Regions from separate parts of the Homo sapiens genome. Here region 1 is linked to region 2. A link is an interaction called in ENCODE POLR2A ChIA-PET data of the cell type or tissue named here. Cell type or tissue: OCI-LY7. All regions are shown on one strand. Links, peaks and the distances in the headings refer to the core of each region. The heading gives the core; the rest is flanking DNA. Region 1 has its middle 40 kb from the start of CBX3. Region 2 overlaps NFE2L3 (NFE2 like bZIP transcription factor 3).

Region 1 (5,386 bases), core at 161-5,160, 58 kb after region 2:
CACTGCAAACTCCACCTCCCAAGCTCAAGTGATCCTCCCACCTCCACCTACCAAGTATCTGGGACTATAGAGGCACGCCACCATGCCCAGATAATTTTTGTATTTTTTGTAAAGATGGAGTTTCACCATGTTGCCCAGGTTGGTCTCAAACTCCTGATCTCAAGCAATCCTCCCACCTTGGCCTCCCAAAGTGCTGGGATTACAGGTGTGAGCCACCACACACGGCCAGTATGAACTCTTAATGCAGCCATTTGAAAGAATTTTGATGAAGAACATAGAAATTGGAAAAGATAGTGTTACAAGTTGATAAACTATACTGTTCCAGATGTAGACATTGCTGATGAGAGACACTTCACAAACATTTGTCCCTTATATATTTTTCCTGTGACAGTAAGTGTTTCAGGGGCTGGAAAATTCAGGTTTTGGATCTCTTGTCTCACAATCTAGTCAAACATTGGCCAACTTTTAATCTATCTCTTTCTCAGTTTCATCATCTGTAAATGACATAACCTTGCTATTTTCAGAATATATAATACTCCGGCCACGCTGGTGGCTCATGCCTGTAATCCCAGGACTTTGGGAGGCCGAGGAGAGTTGATCACCTGATGTTAGGAGTTCAAGACCAGCCTGGCCAACATGGCGAAACCCCATCTCTACTAAAAATACAAAAATTAGCCAGGCATGGTGGTGCGTGTTTGTAATCCCAGCTACTTAGGAGGCTAAGGCAGGAGAATCGCTTGAACCCAGGAGGCAGAGGGAGCCAAGATCACACCATTGCACTCCAGCCTGGGTGACAGAGCGAGACTCCATCTCAAAAAGAAAAATAAAGAAAAAATAAAAATAAAAAACAAAATATATAATACTCTGAGGACATAAGAGCCTGCATGCAAAAAGATTTTAAAAGAGCTATTAAATAGCATTCTCCGGATCTAGGGCACTATGCTGAACGGTAGGAGACTTGGCTAAGTCATTGTTTTTAAAGCTTTTGGAAAGAGGGACTTAGAGGCCTCAGACATACCTAATTAGTGATAGAGCTAAGATCAGAATTTAGGGTATGGCTTTGTATCACCTCCAGGTTTGACCTTCACACACCAGACTTCTCTCTTAGCCATATAATTAAATAAAGAAAAATAAAAGCCTAAAATAATCTACAGAAGCCATTGTCAAATTTTCTTTCATTGGCCCAATTTTTTTTTTTTAAGAAAAGGACTACTTCATATCAGAGACTAAATAATCATATTTTCTCGTCATTGAATACTTTTCACCAACTTAGTGTCATCTATATCCATGACAACAGGCTCCAGTGCCTACTCTTGACTTCACCTTAGGAATATGGAAAAACACAAGCATAACTGAGAGAAAAAAATCCAGAAAGCTGGATTTAATACAAAGTAAAAAAGGTAAGCTTCGCACAGTCATTAGCTGTTATTATAAACACCTTCATAGTCAGCTGCAGAGTGGAGACTGAGTATTTACAGTATATTATTAAAAGCAAAGCAGGAAATGTTGTACTCAGAAATATTACTAACAACTTTTTTTCAGCCAGGTGCAGTGGCTGTTGCCTGTAATCCCAGCGCTTTGGGAGGCTGAGGTCAGAGAATCACTTGAGCCAAGGAGTTCAAGACCAGCCTGACCAACATAGGGAGACCCTGTCTCTACAAACAATTTAAAAATTAGCCAAGTGTAGTGGCATATACCTTCTACTCTAGAGGCAGAGGTAGGAGAGTTGCTTGAGCTCAGGAGGTCAAGGCTGCAGTGAGCTGAGATCACGCCACTGCATTCTAGCCTTGGTGACAGAGCAAGACCCTGTCTCACACATAAAAAAAGAAAAAGTATTTTTTATGGCCGGGCATGGTTGCTCATGCCTATAATCCCAGCACTTTGGGAGGCTGAGAGGGGAGGATCACTTGAGGTCAGGAATTCAAGACCAGCCTGGCCAACATGGCAAAGCCCTGCTCTTGGCCGGGCACAGTGGCTTATGCCTATAATCCTAGCACTTTGGGAGGCAAAGGTGGGTGGATTGCTTAAGCCCAGTAATTTGAGACCAGCTTGGGCAGTGTGGCGAAACCTCATCCCTACAAAAAATACAAAAACTTAGCTGGGTATGGTGGTGTGTGCCTGTAATCCCAGCTACTTGGGAGGCTGAGGTGGGAGGATCACATGAACCTGGGAGGCAGAGGCTACAGTGAGCTGATTGGGCCACTGCACTCCAGCCTGGACAACAGAGTGAGACCATGCCTCAAAAACAAAACAAAACCCTTCTATTAGGCAGCTTTTGTGTGTGTGTGTCTCGCTGTGTTGCCCAAGCTGGGGTGCAACTGTGCAACTTTGGCCCACTGCAGCCTACATCTCCTGGTTCAAGCAATTCTCGTGCCTCAGCGTCCTGAGTAGCTGGGATTACAGGCGTGAGCCACCATGCTTGGACTTTTTTTTTTTTGAAACAGGATCTCACTTTTTTGCTCAGGCTGGAGTGCAATGGCATGATCAAGGCTCACTGCACCCTCAACCTCCCTGGGCTCAATCAGTCCTTCTACCTCAGCCTCCCTAGTAGCTGAGACTACAGGCATGCATATCTTTTTGTAGAGGTGGGGCTTCACCATATTGCCCAGGCTATTATTAGGCATCTTGATGGGCATTTTTATTTGCTTCTTTAGTATAAATTCCTTCAAGTAAAATTGCTACCATCATGTAGTATGCACATTTTTAAGGATTTTGGAACATAATGCCAAATTATGTTTGTACATATTGTTGGAATTTACACTTCCATCATCAATGTAAACTCCTATTTATAAGCTCCAAACAATATATTTTTGTTATTTCAAAATAGAAATAAGAAATCATAAAATTGATATATGTATGTTAATTGTTAAAAAAAAAAAAAAGAAAGAAAAGTAATCAAGCTGTACCAAAGTGAAAACCAGTAGACAGTAAAAGCCCTGCTTCTCCCAACCCTACTCCCTAATTTTTTGTCAATATCTTTCTAGGACTTTTTCAGATAATAACGTAGAGATAGATAGATGATAGATGGATTAAAAAAAAAAGAGCACACACTTGCAAGAAAGTGCAGTAGACACAAAGATACATATATTGGTTTTTTAGAACAAAAATAAAAACATATATGTTATTTCATAACTGCTTTTTACTTTTATTATTTTATTTTTTGAGACAGAGTCTGGCTTTGTTGCTTAGGCTGGAGTGCACTGGCGTTATCTGGGCTCACTGCAACCTCCACCTCCTGGGCTCAAGTGAGCCTCCTGAGTAGCTGGGACCACAAGCGGATGCCACCACACCTAGTTAATTTTTGTATTTTTAGTAGAAACTGGGTTTTGCCATGTTGGCCAGGCTGGTCTCAAATTCCTGGGCTTAGGAGATCCGCCCACCAACGTATTTGCCAAAATAGGCACTTTTTGTCTTTTTAATTGTTGCCAAACAGATAGGTCAAACTAACAAACAAAAGTCCCAGTTCCTCATTTTATTTTGTTTTTTAATTACTACTTTATTCTATATGCATTTGAGAGAGCCAATAAAACTTTGCTGACCAGCATGAGGGCTGGAGTTGAGGGAGGAGACTGAGAGACAGAAAGACCAGGAGAGGGAACCTGGCCCTGATGCTCATGAATGAATGAATGATCTGCCAAGTATACCCTGGGATGGAGTGGGATAGTTCATTCACATCTACCATGACCTGGCTTTTTTTTTTTTTTTTATTCTGTAGAATAATTCCTTTTCCCCTAAAGAAAATCATGTACATGGTTTAAAAAAAAAATCAAACATTACTCATGTTTACATAGTAAAAATCAAGTGTCCTTGTCTTAAGACTGCCAGGACCAGGGGCAGTGGCTCATGCCTATAATCCCAGCACTTTGGGAGGCCGAGGCAGGCGGATCACCTGAGGTCAGGAGTTTGAGACCAGCCTGGCCAACATGGCAAAACCCTGTCTCTGTTAAAATACAAAAATTAGCCAAGCGTGGTGGCACACGCCTGTAATCCCAGCTACTCAGGAGGCTGAGGCAGGAGACTCGCTTGAACCCAGGAGGTGGAGGTTGCAGTGAGCCAAGATCATGCCACTGTACTCTAGCCTGGGCGACAGAGCAAGACCCTGCCTCCAAAAAAAAAAAAAAAAAGATTGCCAGACTTAGACCCTGTCTTCCCTCCCTCTCTCTAGGTCTAATATTACTACTACTACTAATAATAACTCACATTTTTTGAGTTACTATGTGCCAGAAACAAAATTTCCTAGACTTAGTAATTCATTCAAATTCCCTACAACTTTCTGAATATGAATATGTACTGTTTATGATCCTAATTTTTTCAGATAAGAATATTGTATCACAAAGAAGTTAAATAACTTGCCCGAAGTTGCACAACTTATAAGCAATGGAGCTGGAATTCAAACCCAGATGGTCTGGTTCCCCAGCCTGTTTGCTTAATTTAATCCACATTACCCTAAATTATTTTCATTGTAGTGGGGTGGGAATTTCTGGATACAAAGAGACAGGAGTCAAAAGGTTTTGCATGATTCCCTATCATAGGTGATACTAAGCAGATCTTATCTACCTGGTCCCTGAGCTGGTGTGATTCCCAAGTGGTTTGCCCACAGCTGCCAACTATCATCATTTCTCCTATGTCTTTCCTGGGTTGTGTAAGCACAGGGATAGTCTCTCTATATAATTATAAACCAAGTAGTCAAAATTCACCTTGAAAGTCATTTCTTTTCAGTTTGTAACTAACTCATTTTTTATTAGCTAATATTCTATTTATTTATTTAACCAATCCTCTGGTGATGGACATTTATATTGTTTCCAAACAACGCTATAGTGAATCTCTTTGGATATAAATCTTCTGCATAAAGGATTTATGCATAAGTAAAATCTACACCATATTCCTAACAGTGAAATTGTTACATGAAAAGTTATATGCATTTTAAAATTTAACAGACTGTACTTTTTTTTTTTGATACGAGGATCTCACTCTGTCACCCAGGCTGGAGTGCAGTGGTGTGAGGCTCACCACAGCCTCGACCTCCCCAGGCTCAGGTGATCCTCCCACCTAAGCCCCCTGAGTAGCTGGGACTACAGGCATGTGCCACTACACCCGGCTAATTTTTTTGTATTTTAATAGATATGGGGTTTTGCCGTGTTGCTCAGGTTGGAACTCCTGGGCTCAAACGACCCGCCTGCCTTAGCCTCCCAAAATGCTGGGATTATAGGCAGCCGGACAAAGGAAGCTCCTCAGCCTCCAGTCGCCTCTCTGTGCATGCACCTCGGTCACTGGTCTCGACTAATGGTTTCTCCGGGAGCCCAGTTAACAGGGAAAAATTCGCATGGCCTCTCGGTTTCTTCGGTCCGAAAATCCAACGTTGGTCCAAGAAGGCTCTGGTGTGTGC
Region 2 (5,386 bases), core at 277-5,276:
AGAACTGTAACAAACTAATTCACTGCTAGGCACAGACTAGGCACTTACTAAATATTAATGAGGAGACAAATGAAGTAGGGAGCTTCCTTGGAGAGAATTTAAAATGTAATTTGACATAGGACAAACATCAATTTGGACAAAACTTTTCAGAAACATATTAATCATTCAAAGCCAGGCATTTGTGCCTAATTCTTATCAGGCTTGGTTCCTCATTGTGTTATCTCCATGTTCCTAGCCTGAGCATTTACGTCACATCTTCGTGTACTTAACACTTTTTTTTTTTTTGAGGAAGGCGGCGGGGGAGACAGGATCTCACTCTGTCACCCAGGCTAAAGTGCAGTGGCGCTGTCATGGCTCACTGCAGCCTAAACCTCCTGGGCTCAGGTGATCTCCCACTTCAGCCTCCCAAGTAACTGGGGCTATAGGTGCACACCACCATGCCCAGCTAATTTTTTGTATTTTCAGTAGAAGTGGGGTTTCACCATGTTGCTCAGGCTGGTCTCAAATTCCTGGGCTCAAGCAATCTGCCCACTTTGGCCTCCCAAAGTGCTGGGATTACAGGTGTGAGCCACTGCACCCAGCCACATTTCTTATAGTAGCTCTGACAAGATATTTCTGTTCTTTTATTGGGCTATTACTTAGTAGGTGCTTTTAAAGCTTGTTGAAATAAAACAGAAATGAGTTAGACCAGTGAATCACTGGCATTTCCATTCTTCCAGATGACAACTCTGGAAGAATATCTAGGAAATGGGGACTGGTACAATTCTAGCTACCCTTTAGAAATCAGAACCCCAGTGGGGGCCCCAAAGCTAGATATAAGATCTGAATGCACACTACCATCACCATCAAGAATCCTCGGCCAAGAGAAAGTACAGTCTGGAAAATGATATAAACACTGGTTCTTGAAAAGAAAAATGCAAAACTGCTCCCCAAAATGCTCACCTTTTAAGAATTAAAAATGACATAAATAGCCATGAGTCAGCATATGCAAAAGTCAGGATTCCTAGTCCTCTGAAAAAGACTCTAAATCAGTGTTTAAATTGTTCATAGGAACAGAATCTATAAGGCAAGAACAGACTATCATGAAAAAAGAAAAAGATCTAGAAAAGAGCCCAAATGAAATTCTAGATATGAAAAAAGTCATTTTCATTGAAAATTCAGTGGAAGTGATGTGAACAGCTAAGGAAAAGGGTAAGTTGGAAGAAAGATCTAAGAAAATTATCTAGAATATACCAGAGAAGATGCAAAATATGAAAGCAAAATTGAGACAATGATAGAAGAGAAAAATCTAAGTTACTTCTAATAGGAGTCCCAGAAGAAACTATAAAATATGAAAGATAAGCAATATTTAAAATGAGTTTATGGCAAAATATTTCCAGAAAAGTCCTCAGATTAAAGGACTACACAGAGCTCCTAACGAAAACAAATTAAGTCCTAGACATACCAGATTGAAACAGAACGTCAAGAACTAAGAAGAAACATTTTTTAAATTACCTGAGATAGAAAAGTTTCATTATAAATAACACTGAGAGCAAACTTACCAGTAGTAATAAATGCCATAAGACAGAGTACTGAGGGAAAACATTAAACCTTATATTTTTACCAGTTAACTCATCATTTAAGCATGAAGGCAAAATAATTCCATGTAGGCCGGGCATGGTGTCTCATGCCTGTAATCCCAACTCTTTGTGAGGCCAAGGCAGGTGGATCACCTGTGGTCAGTAGTTCAAGACAAGCCTGGCCAACATGGCAAAACGCCAGCTCTACTAAAAATATAAAAATTGGCCAGGCGCAGTGACACATGCCTGTAGTCCCAGCTATTCGGGAGGCTGACACACAAGAATCAATCACTTGAACCCAGGAGGCGGAGATTGCAGTGAGCTGAGATCTCACCAGTGCTCTCCAGCCTGGGCGACAGGACAAGACTGTCTCAAAATAATTCCATGTAACAAAAACTGGGTTTACTGCTCAGGTCCTCTCTAAAAAGAACTCTGAAGAGTTCTTTCAACTAGAAAGAGGCTAAAGCATAAAGGCCAGGAGTGAGATGAAGCATCGATAAATTGGTTTTAAAAAAACAAATTGGAGTAAATGTAAATAAGTATTGACTGTAAAAATATTTTTTGAGACGAGATCTCATTCTGTTAGGCTGGAGTGTGGCAGCGCTGTCACGACTCACTGCAGCCTCAACCTCCTGGACTCAGGCAGTCCTCCTGCCTCACCATCCCGGAGTAGCTGGGACCACAGGTGCACACCACCACACCCAGCTAATTTAATTTGTAGAAACGGTCTTGTTGTGTTGCCCAAGCTGGTCTCCAACTCCTGGGCTCAGGCGATCTGCCTGCTTTGGCCTCCCAAAGTGCTGGGATTACAAGCGTGAGCCACCACACCTGGCCAAAATTATATAATTGTGTAACCAACTGGGAGGGCTGGCTATGGAGGGGCAAAATAAGCTGAAACTAACAATTAGCCAAAAATTACATGGAAGTTGTTTATGGTAGGAATAGAAATACTGATTAGCTTTGGACTTTTAAGTATGCATGTTGAAATACTGAGTACCATAATCAGAGAAATAGGTCAGCTGCAGTGGCTCACGTCTGTAATCCCAGCACTTTGGGAGGCCTAGGTGGGTGGATCACTTGCGGTCAAAAGTTCGAGACCAACTTGGCCAACATGGTGAAACCCTGTCTCTACTAAAAATACAAAAATTAGCCAGACGTGGTGGTGCACAGCTGTAATCCCAGCTACTCCGGAGGCTAAGGCAGGAGAATCCTTTGAACCTGGGAGGCAGAGGGTGTAGTGAGCCGAGATTGCACCACTGCACTCCATTCTGGGCCAGAGTGAGATCCGTCTCAAAATATAATAAAAAGTAGAACTTCCAACCAAGGAACATAATAGCATAAAAATCCAGTGTGGAAATAATACCTGGTGATCCTTTAAAGATAAAGCCTAAAGCCCCAACCAGTTCAGTCTTTTATGTGAAAGATGCACTTTTTGTGTTTCTCTACAGAGACATCTGAATGGGACAGATACTTCTTTCTCTCTGGAAGACTTATTCCAGTTGCTTTCATCACAGCCTGAAAATTCACTGGAGGTAATTGGAACTTTGGCTTTTATCCTCGCAGGAACATATCTGCACTGACCTTTTGGTGAACAAATACAACTCCTTTACTTGGATGACACAGCAGTTTAAAGTAATGCTTATTTTTACAGAAGCACTTCAGCTTAGAATTAACCAAATATGTATAGCATTCCTCTTTCCAAATAATCCCAAAGGTATAATCAAATTTAGACTAGTCATGGAAAACAGCGTGGAGATTTCTCAAAAAACTAAAAGAATTATCAGGTATTTATCCAAAGGAAAGGAAATCAGTGTATCAAAGGGACACCTGCACCCCCATGTTTATTGCAGCAATATTCACAATAGCCTTGTAGTTTTAGCGCTTAGAGGCATTTAAACAGCCTCTCTCCTCCAGACTACTTCACTGTAGTTTATTATCCCTGACCCTCCACAATGTGATTACCAACCGCTAGGATGAGTTGCATCTTATTATAAAGTAGCAAATTACAAGATTGTAACATTAGACTTTTTAAGAAAATCCAGTCAGCTTTTATACTAATCCATCTTAATTTCTAGGTTACTCAGAATTCCAGGTATTCTGATTTGGACTCACATCTCGTATTGTATTGCCTGTATTTAACTAGGAAGTTACTGCCAACAGCATCTATCTCTATTAAATGTAGAGGAATTGACAAAAGAGGGGAAAGAAAGTTGTTAGGTAATAGAACTGCTTCAGAAATAGGGCTATTCATGTTTGAAGTGTTTCTCCTTCGTTTTTCAGGGCATCTCATTGGGAGATATTCCTCTTCCAGGCAGTATCAGTGATGGCATGAATTCTTCAGCACATTATCATGTAAACTTCAGCCAGGCTATAAGTCAGGATGTGAATCTTCATGAGGCCATCTTGCTTTGTCCCAACAATACATTTAGAAGAGATCCAACAGCAAGGACTTCACAGTCACAAGAACCATTTCTGCAGTTAAATTCTCATACCACCAATCCTGAGCAAACCCTTCCTGGAACTAATTTGACAGGATTTCTTTCACCGGTTGACAATCATATGAGGAATCTAACAAGCCAAGACCTACTGTATGACCTTGACATAAATATATTTGATGAGATAAACTTAATGTCATTGGCCACAGAAGACAACTTTGATCCAATCGATGTTTCTCAGCTTTTTGATGAACCAGATTCTGATTCTGGCCTTTCTTTAGATTCAAGTCACAATAATACCTCTGTCATCAAGTCTAATTCCTCTCACTCTGTGTGTGATGAAGGTGCTATAGGTTATTGCACTGACCATGAATCTAGTTCCCATCATGACTTAGAAGGTGCTGTAGGTGGCTACTACCCAGAACCCAGTAAGCTTTGTCACTTGGATCAAAGTGATTCTGATTTCCATGGAGATCTTACATTTCAACACGTATTTCATAACCACACTTACCACTTACAGCCAACTGCACCAGAATCTACTTCTGAACCTTTTCCGTGGCCTGGGAAGTCACAGAAGATAAGGAGTAGATACCTTGAAGACACAGATAGAAACTTGAGCCGTGATGAACAGCGTGCTAAAGCTTTGCATATCCCTTTTTCTGTAGATGAAATTGTCGGCATGCCTGTTGATTCTTTCAATAGCATGTTAAGTAGATATTATCTGACAGACCTACAAGTCTCACTTATCCGTGACATCAGACGAAGAGGGAAAAATAAAGTTGCTGCGCAGAACTGTCGTAAACGCAAATTGGACATAATTTTGAATTTAGAAGATGATGTATGTAACTTGCAAGCAAAGAAGGAAACTCTTAAGAGAGAGCAAGCACAATGTAACAAAGCTATTAACATAATGAAACAGAAACTGCATGACCTTTATCATGATATTTTTAGTAGATTAAGAGATGACCAAGGTAGGCCAGTCAATCCCAACCACTATGCTCTCCAGTGTACCCATGATGGAAGTATCTTGATAGTACCCAAAGAACTGGTGGCCTCAGGCCACAAAAAGGAAACCCAAAAGGGAAAGAGAAAGTGAGAAGAAACTGAAGATGGACTCTATTATGTGAAGTAGTAATGTTCAGAAACTGATTATTTGGATCAGAAACCATTGAAACTGCTTCAAGAATTGTATCTTTAAGTACTGCTACTTGAATAACTCAGTTAACGCTGTTTTGAAGCTTACATGGACAAATGTTTAGGACTTCAAGATCACACTTGTGGGCAATCTGGGGGAGCCACAACTTTTCATGAAGTGCATTGTATACAAAATTCATAGTTATGTCCAAAGAATAGGTTAACATGAAAACCCAGTAAGACTTTCCATCTTGGCAG

What was found. ChIA-PET counts read pairs that join two places held together with the same protein. Peaks named below come from ENCODE experiments on the same cell type or tissue, not always from the same donor. Only the 100,000 strongest peaks of a DNase experiment are listed, where the experiment ranks them.
Region 1: POLR2A ChIA-PET joins it to region 2 with 5 read pairs; 12 of 35 experiments call an interaction of 5 or more read pairs at or near these places.

The regions. Positions count from the first base shown.
Region 1 is chr7:26,238,851-26,244,236 of GRCh38, forward strand. No RefSeq gene overlaps it. Among named protein-coding and RNA genes, the nearest start is that of CBX3, 40 kb to the left of the region's middle. In OCI-LY7, for the core only: no CTCF peak of the experiment used is centred there; no DNase peak of the experiment used is centred there.
Region 2 is chr7:26,180,694-26,186,079 of GRCh38, forward strand. NFE2L3 (NFE2 like bZIP transcription factor 3) reads left to right here. Exons shown (of 4, transcript NM_004289.7): 3 at 3,008-3,091; 4 at 3,840-5,386. The coding sequence ends at 5,090. Among named protein-coding and RNA genes, the nearest start is that of HNRNPA2B1, 17 kb to the right of the region's middle. RefSeq lists enhancers at 116-410, 4,878-4,927, 4,948-5,177. In OCI-LY7, for the core only: no CTCF peak of the experiment used is centred there; a DNase peak (open chromatin) is centred at 4,518; H3K27ac peaks cover 1,462 bases.